Regions from separate parts of the Homo sapiens genome. Here region 1 is linked to region 2. Evidence: chromatin loops called from intact Hi-C (ENCODE). Cell type or tissue: mammary epithelial cell. All regions are shown on one strand. Each heading gives the region's core, and the rest is flanking DNA. Links, peaks and the distances in the headings are about the cores only. Region 1 has its middle 10 kb from the start of LINC02317. Region 2 has its middle 39 kb from the start of LINC00642.

The links. Hi-C counts contacts between places; a loop is a spot of excess contacts. Peaks named below come from ENCODE experiments on the same cell type or tissue, not always from the same donor. Only the 100,000 strongest peaks of a DNase experiment are listed, where the experiment ranks them.
Region 1: it touches region 2 in a loop (4-fold over the local background); 4 of 110 quality-filtered maps call a loop at or near these places.

What each region holds. Positions count from the first base shown.
Region 1 is chr14:90,442,209-90,447,581 of GRCh38, forward strand. No RefSeq gene overlaps it. Among named protein-coding and RNA genes, the nearest start is that of LINC02317, 10 kb to the right of the region's middle. In mammary epithelial cell, for the core only: no CTCF peak of the experiment used is centred there; DNase peaks (open chromatin) are centred at 1,543 and 2,133; H3K27ac peaks cover 2,010 bases.
Region 2 is chr14:90,491,808-90,497,180 of GRCh38, forward strand. No RefSeq gene overlaps it. Among named protein-coding and RNA genes, the nearest start is that of LINC00642, 39 kb to the left of the region's middle. RefSeq lists an enhancer at 3,966-4,465. In mammary epithelial cell, for the core only: no CTCF peak of the experiment used is centred there; no DNase peak of the experiment used is centred there.

The DNA of each region.
Region 1 (5,373 bases), core at 220-5,219, 50 kb before region 2:
CAGTTAGCAAATGAAGCTGATGGAAACATTGATTTTCTGAATTTCTTCTCCAAGCTTTGAATTTTCTCCTCACTCTTGCTCATGAAGCTGACACAAAACTAACATAAAATCATGGCATTTTATGGCAGCTGGATGCCCGCAGGGCCAACTTTTCCAGCTTCTGCTTGGACAATTGTTCTTTCATGTTACCTCTGCCTTTGCCTGGACCCTCAACTTCATGCCAGAGACCTCCCCAGTCTTGAACAACACCTTGAAAAGCGCTATTAATCAAACAGCTTCCAACAGGGGCATAAAGTGGTTTCCTCATATCCTCTTAAGTGGAGCCCCTGGCAAGTCATTTACATCCTAGCATGCAGAGAGGGTCAGGTTTTCAGAAGAAATTAGCAGCTGGGATGAGATTTGTGGGGAGGGAGAGATTCTTGTCTGAAGAGGGGAGATAGGAAGGGAGAGGAAATGAATATCTGAACAAATTAGACTGGTAGAGCCTGGGGTGTGGGAATGGCAGCCTAGAAATCACAACACGGGGGTCCAAGTGTTTAGGGAGGGGGCAGGGTGGGCAGAATAATGGCTTGGCCCAGCCCCTGGGATAGGGCAGGTCCTCTAGGGTGCTCCTGACATAGCCTCTTCCAGGAGGGCACAGAGCTTTCTCCAGGGACCCCCCAGCCTCAGATGGAGCAGCAGGCACTGGACTGGATGTTGGGGAGCCCTGGAGACATGTGTGGCGCTGCTGTAAATATGCTCATGTCTTAGGTCATTTGAGGCTTACAACCACCCAGCACATTTTATTGGCATCATTATTTTATCTTGAAAGAGAACAGTGCTGTTCCCTTTTGCCAGGTGGGAAAATAGAGGCACAACGATGCTTGAAGCTGCGCCGTGGCAGAGCCAGGATGTGAAACTCTGGCCACCTGGCTTAATTTTTTTAAAAAGGTTAAAAAATGAGGGGATGGGACTGAGCAATATCCACGGTCCTTTCCCATTCCACCATCCGAGTGGCTGATGGTCTTGTCTATTGGCTTTCTTGCAGTCTAGGGTCACATAGGGCAATGAAACAAACCTTACAAAAAAACAAGCTGCTTTGTAAAAGATGAGCCTGTCAGGCTAACCCGATTTCCTTCCTTGAGATCATGAGATTATGAGAGAACAGCCAGGTGGCCTGTGGAGTGCGGATGTAAGCAAAGGGTCCCAGGAATCTCCCCTGCGTTTTGTGCCTCTCTGAACCAAGCATACGCTGCCTCCTACCTCTAATGCTGGGGGAGCTCACCCTACCTCTCCAGGACACACCACCCACTGCCCAGCCCACTGCCTGGCCAGCACACACCATCAGAAACACCAGTGAGAGGACTGAAGACAGGCCTCTGCCATCCTCTCGCCATTGAGCAATACCAGGTCTGCATAAGGTGGGGTCCACCCACACAGAGTCAAGTAACCCAATGCTTTCATTGGCCTGATTTAACCCTGGAGACTGCTTAAGCAGAAAAGCAAAGACAAGTCATAGAGGGTGGCACGGAAGAGCCGCCCGGTCATGCTGGAAACAAACAAGGCCCTGGGGTGAGAGAGAGAAAAAGGTGGCGCCAGCTCTGGGGTTAAGCTCTGAGTGTCAGGATTGAAGTTATGGTAGTGCTTGGAGCCCTTGGGCTTCCCCGTTCCCTGGAGAGATGACACTGTCAGCTTGGGAGGAGCCTGCCCAAGTCCACGTAGCTCATGGGAGGGTGGAGCGACAGTTCAGGCAGAATCTCTGGAACCAAGTCTAGTGCTCATTCCGCCTGCCTACATGCCTTCTCATCTGGTACCAGTGCAGGAAGCCATACCCTCTGCGACACTGGTTCCAGCACCCAGGAGGCCCCATCTGCAATGCCAGAAACAGGAGACTCAGAAACAGGAAAGTGAGCTTGTCCCATTTTGCAAGGGAACCTTCTGTGATGGTGACTCAACAGCAGCTGCATCCCCTGAGTTCTCAGAACTCCTCCATCCAGAAACAGAGTGCCCAGGAGTAGGACCGGCTTGGCAGCTCTCTGTGCCTCTCCAGGGCAGGGGGACACGCCTGGTCATGGCCTCAGGTGCCTCGGCTAGCAGGCCCCACCTTGGCAGCCTGTGTTGTGTCTCCTGGGAGTGGATGTTTCCTAAGTGCTCCACTCACTCTCCCAGTTCCCCTGACACAGTGACACAAATGGAATGCTCATTACACATGCATGACAGTGCTCATGACACAGGTGAGTTCATTTACATTTCACAATAACTCACTGAGGCTGATGGGGTATTGCACAATAGCATTTTACCAGTGAGGACTCTAAGGCATAGCAAGGCTAAGTGCCCTGCCTGTATTAGTTAAGCACAACTAGTAAGCGGCGAAGCCAGGATTGCAAACCCAGACAGCCTGGTTCTCAAGTCCATGACCCCAACAACTGCACTGTAAAGGAAATGAAGGAAATGAGCTTTCCCAGAGCGAGGTTCCCTCCTCCTTTCTCCTTTCTGTGGTAATTTCACTCACTCAGGACTGCTTGCTTGCTTTCCTTTCTTTCTTTCTTTCTCTTTCTTTCTTTCTTTCTTTCTTTCTTTCTTTCTTTCTTTCTTTCTTTCTTTCTTTCTTCCTTCCTTCCTTCCTTCCTTCCTTCCTTCCTTGGTTTTTTGTTTGTTTGTTTTGTTTTGAGCCAGGGTCTCTCTCTGTCACCTAGGCTGGAGTACAATAGGTCAAACACAGTCCATGGCAGCCTTGACCTCCTGGGCTCAAACAATCCTCTCACCTCAGTCTCCTGGGTAGCAGAGACCCACAGGTGTAAGTCACCACAATGGGCTTATCATTATTTTCTATTTTTTGTAGAGATGTGGTCTCCCTATGTTGCCCGGGCTGGTCTCGAACACTTGGGCTCAGATGATTCTCCCACCTCAGCCTCCCAAGGTGCTGGGATTACAGGGATGAGCCACCATGTTGGTCACCATTTCTTTTTAAGAAACCACCCCTCTTCCATCCCATGAGATCAGTGGGCGGGCACAGTGCTCAGGCTGGACCAATCAGACTCTCTGGGTGCCTGTCACTTAGGCTGAATGACAAAGAAGCCTGAAGTCCCCCTCCCAGTGGTGCCCTCCAAATCCGCACTTCTGACAAAGTTTTCTGAAACTGCCTTTGTTTCTTCAGCTTTTCTTTAACTTCTATAACCTATCCAGTTTGTTCCTAATAAATGGCACTTTTTTCCTCTGCTTGTGAGCCAAAATTAGGTTCTACAATTCAAGAACCCTATGGATACGACCATCACAGAAGTGATTTGCCTTTCATTTTGTATACTTGATTTATTTTTTAATTTTTAATTTTTGTGGGTACATAGTAGGTATATATATTTATGGATACATGAGATGTTTTGATACAGGCATGCAGGGCGTAACAATCACAGCATGGAAAATAGACTATCCATTCCCTCAAGTATTTATTATCCTTTGTGTTACAAACATCCAATTATACTCTTCTAGTTTTTGTTTTTGTTTTTTTTTAAGACAGAGTCTCACTGTGTCACCCAGGCTGGAGTGCAGTGGTGCGATCTCAGCCACCACAACCTCTGCCTCCCGGGTTCATGTGATTCTCGTGCCTCAGCCTCCTGAGTAGCTGGGATTACAGGCATGCACCACTATGCCTGGATAATTTTTGTTTTTTTAGTAGAGATGAGGTTGTACCATGTTGCCAGGCTGGTCTCGAACTCCTGACCTCAAGGGATACACCTGTCTCGGTCTCCCAAAGTGCTGGGATTACAGGCGTGAGCCACCATGCCCGGCCTCTTCTAGGTATTTTTAAATGTATAATTAAATTATTTTGACTATAATTACCTTGTTGTGTGGTCAAATACTAGGTCTTATTTATTCTATTTTTTTTGTACCCAACATTTCATATGCTCTAGTGGGCACCAAACATGTGTCCAAACAGGTCTAGATTCAAATGTAGATTCTGCCACTCATTAGCTGTTGTGATCTTGACGAAGCAACCTCACCTCTTCCAGCTTCAGATTCTTCATCTGAAAAATGAAGATACAACCTGGTTGTACCATTATAAGGAATATTCCAGGAAGAGAAAGAGCAGGTGCAGAGAAATAGAAGTACGAGAGTGTTTGCCTCAGGCCACAGTGGCAGGTTTCATGAATGGCTCCCACTCTTCAGCCCTCCCTCTGTGCACACCCTTTGCCATGTAACTTTGCAGTGCCCTCCTTATTGTAGGTGGGAGGTACTTCCCTACCTCTTGATTTTGAGATTTAACCTTAGCCACGTGTTTTGGTCAACGGGGTGATAGCAGATATGGCTCAAGCAGAGACTTGCAAAGGGCTTGCAGGACTGAGTTTCCTCTCTTGTGCCACTATCATTGCCTTCAGGTGGACATAGCCAGGATAGCCCACTGGTCCCAGCAGGAGGCGGGAGACGCATGGAACAGGGGCATCCCCAACTGACCCAGCCTAAGGCAGCTGATCACCTAGATCAAAGCTCATTAGAGATGAGGAGAACCAGTCAAGCTCAGCCTGAATCAGCCAACACCCAGCTGACTGACAGACATGTGAGGAATGAGGAATGATTGCTATTTTGAGCCACAGAGATTTGGGATAGTTCATTATGGAACAACTGCTAACAGGTACATAAATTGGTACCCAGAAGTGTGGTGCTGCCATAACAAAACTTAAAATATGCAGCACTGGTTTTTTAGGACTGGGTGGTAGGAATGAGTAAACTATTAGGGGAGGCAGGAAAAATAGCAAAGAAACTGCAATTGGAGGTGGAAGAAGAGGCAACCCCATTGTGTAATAGGGAATTATTAGCTAAAATTGTTGTCTTTAGTAACTTATTGGGAAATAAGTGTATCTAATGAACTCTTGGTCTTGGGCAAAGAGATTTCTAGGCAGAATACTGAAAGCATCCTTTGGCTTTTATGGTTGTGTTTGATAAGGTACTGCAAAAAAAAAGAGATGACTTCAGAAAATAACTGCCTAGTTTGAAAGCAGTATTAGAAAGAATATAGAAAAGGCCCAGTGTGGTGGCTCACACCTGTAATTCCAGAACTTTGAGAGGCAGAGGTGGGCAGATCACCTGAGGTCAGGAGATCAAGTCTAACCAACATGGCAAAACCTCATCTCTACTAAAAATACAAAAATTAGCTGGGCATGGCGGCGCTTGCCTGTAATCCCAGCTACTCGGGAGGCTGAGGCACGAGAATCGCTCGAACCCAGGAGGCAGAGGTGGCAGTGAGCTGAGATTGCACCACTGCACTCCAGCCTGGGCAACAGAGTGAGGCTCTGTCTCAGAAAAAAGGAATATAGAGAAGTTTGAATGTGTTCTGTTGATATGAGTTTTAGCACATGGGGTAGAACGGAATTCAAGATATAGGGAACCCATCAAATTTTT
Region 2 (5,373 bases), core at 238-5,237:
CAGCCCTGCCCCCATAGAATCTAGGATGGGAGCTTCGGCATATCTGGTGCTGGGGGCTCCCAGAGAATATCTAGCCAGTCCCATTTTACGGATGGGGCACTGGGCCAGAGAGGATCGGTGGCTTGTCCAAAGCTGCACAGACCCCCTGGGGTCTCCCTCCTGGGCTCAGCTGTGATCAGGTGGGCACGGAGCACCCGGAAACATCGCAGACAGGGGACTAGCCACATGGCAGACCAGTCCCAGAAAGCAGGCCAGCTGCTGGAGCCAGGGAGATGCAGAAGACAAAGGGACTCCAGGAAGCTGGACACTGCCTTCCTCTTCTCTCCCAGACACAGTGGTGGGTGGGTGCGAAGGAGTGAATGCTTGTGTCCCTCTACAATTCACATGCAGAAGCCCCAGGCACTAGTGTGATGGTATTTGGGGTGGGGCCTTTGGGGGTGATTAGGGCATGAGGGAGGAGCCCTCACAGTGGAATTAGTGCTGTTGTGAGAAGAGACAGGAGAGATGATCCCTCTACCACGCGAGGGTGCCTGCAACCAGGGAGAAGGCCCTCCGCAGCCCGACCATGCTGGTACTCTGATCTTGCAGACTTTAGAGCTGCAATAAATCCATACTTATTGTCGAAGCTGCCTTGTGCACAGTAATGAGTTACAGCGTCCTGAGCTGACTCAGACAGTCAATTTGTGGGGGTGCTGAGTTTGCTCCACTCTCAGCAGCCCCAGCTCTCAGACTAAGTGGAAGGGCACAAGCCAGCCATTTTTTTTTTTTTTTTTTTGAGACAGAATCTCACTCTGTCGCCCAGGCTGGAGTGCAGTGGCATGATCTCAGCTCACTGCAGCCTCTGCCTCCTGGGTTCAAGTGATTCTCCTGCCTCAGCCTCCTGAGTAGCTGGGACTACAGGCGCAGGCCACCACGCCCAGCTAATTTTTTTTTTTTTTTTTTGAGACGGAGTCTTGCTCTGTCGCCCAGGCTGGAGTGCAGTGGCGCAATCTCGGCTCACTGCAAGCTCCGCCTCCCAGGTTCACGCTATTCTCCTGCCTCAGCCTCTCGAGTAGCTGGGACTACAGGCACCCGCCACTGCGCCCAGCTAATTTTTTGTATTTTTTAGTAGAGACGAGGTTTCACTGTGGTCTCAATCTCCTGACCTCATGATCTGCCCGCCTCGGCCTCCCAAAGTGCTGGGATTACAGGCGTGAGCCACCGCGCCCAGTCAATTTTTGTATTTTTAGTAGAGACGAGGTTTCAGCATGTTGGCCAGGATGGTATTGATCTCCTGACCTCGTGATCCACCCACCTCAGCCTCCCAAAGTGCTGGGATTACAGGTGTGAGCCACTGCTCCCAGCCAAGCCAGCCTTTAGCAACCTCCCTGCCAGGGTCCTGGGGGCCCCTATTTGTTTCCCCTCCTCTTTTTCCTCCTCCTCAGCAGGCTGAACGTTGGTCCTGAAGTTTGCTTCCAGCAGAGGCCAACGGCCTCCCTTTAAGGCTGGTAGGTCCTTAACCAGCTCTCTCCTGCCTTCTGCCCACCCAACTCCTTCTGTGTTATTTTTCTTTTATGTATCCCATGTGCTATGGTCTGAATGTTTCATGTTGCCCGGAAGTTTATATGTTGTCGTCTAATCCCCATTGTGATGGTATTAGGAGGTGGGAGCCTTGGGGAGGTGATTAGGTCATCAGGCCAGACCCTCATGAATGGGATCAGTACTCTTATAAAAGAGGCACTGAAGAGCTCCCTTACCTCTTCCACCATGTGAAGACACAGCAAGAAGACAGTTATCTGTGAGCCAGGAAACAGGCCCTCACCAGACACCAGAGCTGCCAGCACCTTGATTTTGGACTTTCCAGCCTCCAGAATTTCTGTTGTTTATAAACCACTTAGTTTATGATAGTTTACTATAGTAGTCTGAATGAACTAAGATACCATGTTTTCAAAACTTCTCTTTCTCTGTTTCTTCTTGAGTGAGGGACTCACTCTGTTGCCCAGGCTGGAGTGCAGTGGCACGATCATGGCTCACTATAGCCTCGACCTCCTGGACTCAGGGAATCTTCCAGTCTCAGCCTCCCGAGTAGCTGGGATCACAGGCGCACACCACCACAACTGGCTACTTTTTCATATTTTTGTAGAGATGGGGTTTTGCCATGTTGCTCAGGCTGGTCTTGAACTCCTGGGTTCAAGTAATCCACCTGCCTCGGCCTCCCAAAGTGCTGGGATTCTAGGCATGAACCACCACCCTGGCTGTCTCTTAAGCAAACAGCTATATTGAGTAACGACACACACAATAGCCCATTTTTGATCATCAAAGCCCCACAGAATCCAGGCTTTGCCTACCCCAGAGACACGGGACTCTTCAGGATCTTATATGGTCATGTGATGGATATGTGGGACAGTTTCATAAGCTGAACACTGTCACTAGTGCAGGGCCTACTGTCTGCATCCCTCAGAACCCTGCAGGTGAAGGTTCCCAAGATGACATCAATGGAATTTCCTGCAGGACCCACAGGCCCATATTGGGATGGGATGTGGGTCGTCCCAGGAGCTCTGGCCATGGATCAGACTGAGGCCAGACTGGGCCATATCATGCCTACCACAAACTTCCCATGGGACTCAACTGCTCAGACATTTTGGGAGTGTGACATGTCCTTGTGGTTCTTGCCAAGAATCCAGTTATTGGAAAGAAGGGGCCTCCCACCTTGTTTCTGATGATAAAACTTGGACAATGAAACTACTCACTGGGTGCCAAGGGCTTTCTCTTGTGCCATCTCAGTGGCCCCAGAAGCTGTGGCCCCCAAAATACAGACTAAACCCATGGGTTCTAATTTTTCATGGAAATTGGTGTTGGGACATTTCCCTAGAGATGTCTTCATTACACAGGAGCATCAGTTTGATCTAGAGATGGGAAGTGATGGCACAGGCAGGGGATGGCTACAGTGTCCAGAGCCCAGTTCCATCTCTGTCACTCCTGAACTATGTAATCATAGAAGAATCACATCACTCCCTCAGCCTCAGTCTCCAAATCTGTAAAATGGAGCTCAGATTATCAGCCACTATAATTCCTCCACCAGGTCATATACTCCTTTGGGCAAGGACTGTGCTCTTGTTCTCTTCTGTGTTTCCGACACAAAGGCTACCAGAATAGCCCTGGCTTAATCAAAGGGTAGGCACAGATTGTGAGAGAATTCTTTCCCCTAGACCATCCACCACAGATTCATTTCATTCATGAATTCATTTTTCTGTTCAACCAAAATTTAATGTCATTATCTATATGCTGGGGACACAAGAGTGAGGGAAACGAACTGAGAGCTTACAATTGACTGATAGGACCCAAAAGGTGGTCACTGCACACTGGAATGTGGGACATATAGGATGCTGCCCGAACACGAAGGAGGACACCTACCTCAGTTCTGCAGAGTCCAAGAAGACTTTCCCGAGAAGCTGACAACTCAGCTATGACCTCAAAGATAAGATGGCTTAATGTAAGCCAGAAAAGCAGGTTTAGAATTCCAGGAAGTGGAGAAGTAAAAGTATGACATGGAAAGGGACGGGGGAGGGAGAGGAGCCTCTGGGACCACACAATCCCCCCTTCCCCCGCCAACTGCTTTGCTAAGAAACCACCTCACTCACCCTGAGCAGGGACTAGTGAGGTTCAGGACCATGGAGAGCACCACAGTGATCTTACAGGCACCATTTTGCTCTTGCTAATTACCTAAAGGGCCCCGCTCGGGTTAAAGCCTGAGGAGACGAAGGACAGGGTCTGGGGGTGCGGAAACCACCAGGCTGGGGGCCAAGGAGGGAGAGTCCGGGGGCCAGCTAAGTCTGGGGAATCAACTGTCAGCTCTCAAACTGCATGAAGGCTGTAGTCACAGACCCAAGGGGAGCCTGGTGAGTCACACTTAGGCCTGGGAGCCCAGGAACCCTGCTGGGCACAAGGAAAACAGTGGGATGATGGAGACAAGTGGTTCTCTAAGGTCTTTGTTACCCAGACTGGAGTGCAGTGGTGTGAACATGGCTCACTGCAGCTTCGACCTCCCGGGCTGCAGTGATCCTCCTGCCTTAGCCTCCCAAGTATCTGGGACTACAGGCATGCACCACCATGCCTGGCTAGTTTTTGTATTTTTTGTAGAGTCGGGATTTTACCATGTTGGTCAGACTGGTCTGGAACTCCAGGACTCAAGCGATCCGCCCACCTCAGCCTCCCAAAGTGCTGGGATTCAGCAGCCCAGGGAACAGGCCCAGGGGATGAGCTGCTGCAGTGGGATCTGTGGTAGGGCTCCTTGTCTCCCAACCCTCAGCAAGAAGAGTCCTGATCCAACCCTGACCAGAGTCCAGCTGAGGCCTCCACACAGACCCCACTCCGGCCAGATGAAAGCCCCTGTCAAAGAAGGGGCAGGTTGGGGGAAAAGCAGAAAGAATGTCCCCCAATCCAAACTCCTGGACCCCCTCCAGGAGAGAAGGGTTCCCCCTCTTCTCTTCCTGGAAGAGAAGTGTTTATCCCCAGGCCCAGTGCACCAAGACCACCAGCAGAACCCACAGCCCTTCCTGGCAGAGTTGGCAGCTCTGAGGCACCACTGCTCCTGTAGCCTGTGGCCCCTCTCTCCTCCCCTCCCCTCCCCTCTCCTCCCCTCCCCTTTCCTCCTGTCCCCTTCCCCCCTTCTTTCCCTTCTGCTCCCCTCCACACCCCACATGTTATGCTCCCAGCTCTGGGGAGCCAGGCCCTCCCGTCTTGCCTCCTGGTCTTCTCTATTCTGCTGGTTCCAAACCATCCCCTGGCTCAGCCTGCCATCCCCCACCCTGCTCCTGCTGCGCACCCTCTGCCTCCTCATCCTCCCCTCCCCTATCTAGGCTAGGTGGACTCAGGCACCCCAGGCCCTCCTTAGCAAAGCCATCTCTCCTAGGTGCAGTGGTCCCACCTCCCAACCCCATCACTGCCCCCTACCCCATATTAACTGTAATTTTGTAAGAAGAATGACTTGTTGGTTTAATAAATCTCTAGTTATTGTAATATTGTAATGATAATTTAAAAAAACACACAAATTGTTGGGATTACAGGTATGAGCCACCACGCCTCGCCTGGTCTTTTTTCCTTTTTTTTTTTTTTGAGACAGAGTCTCGCTCTGTCACCCAGGCTGGAGTGCAGTGGCATGATCTCGGCTCACTGCAAGCTCCACCTCGGGGGTTCATGCCATTCTCCTGCCTCAGCCTCCCCAGTAGCTAGGACTACAGGCACCCACCACCAAGTCCGGCTAAGTTTTTTGTATTTTTAGTAGAGATGGTGTTTCACCGTGTTAGCCAGGATGGTCTCGATCTCCTGACCTCGTGATCTGCCCGCCTCGGCCTCCTAAAGTGCTGGGATTACAGGTGTGAGCCACTGCACTTG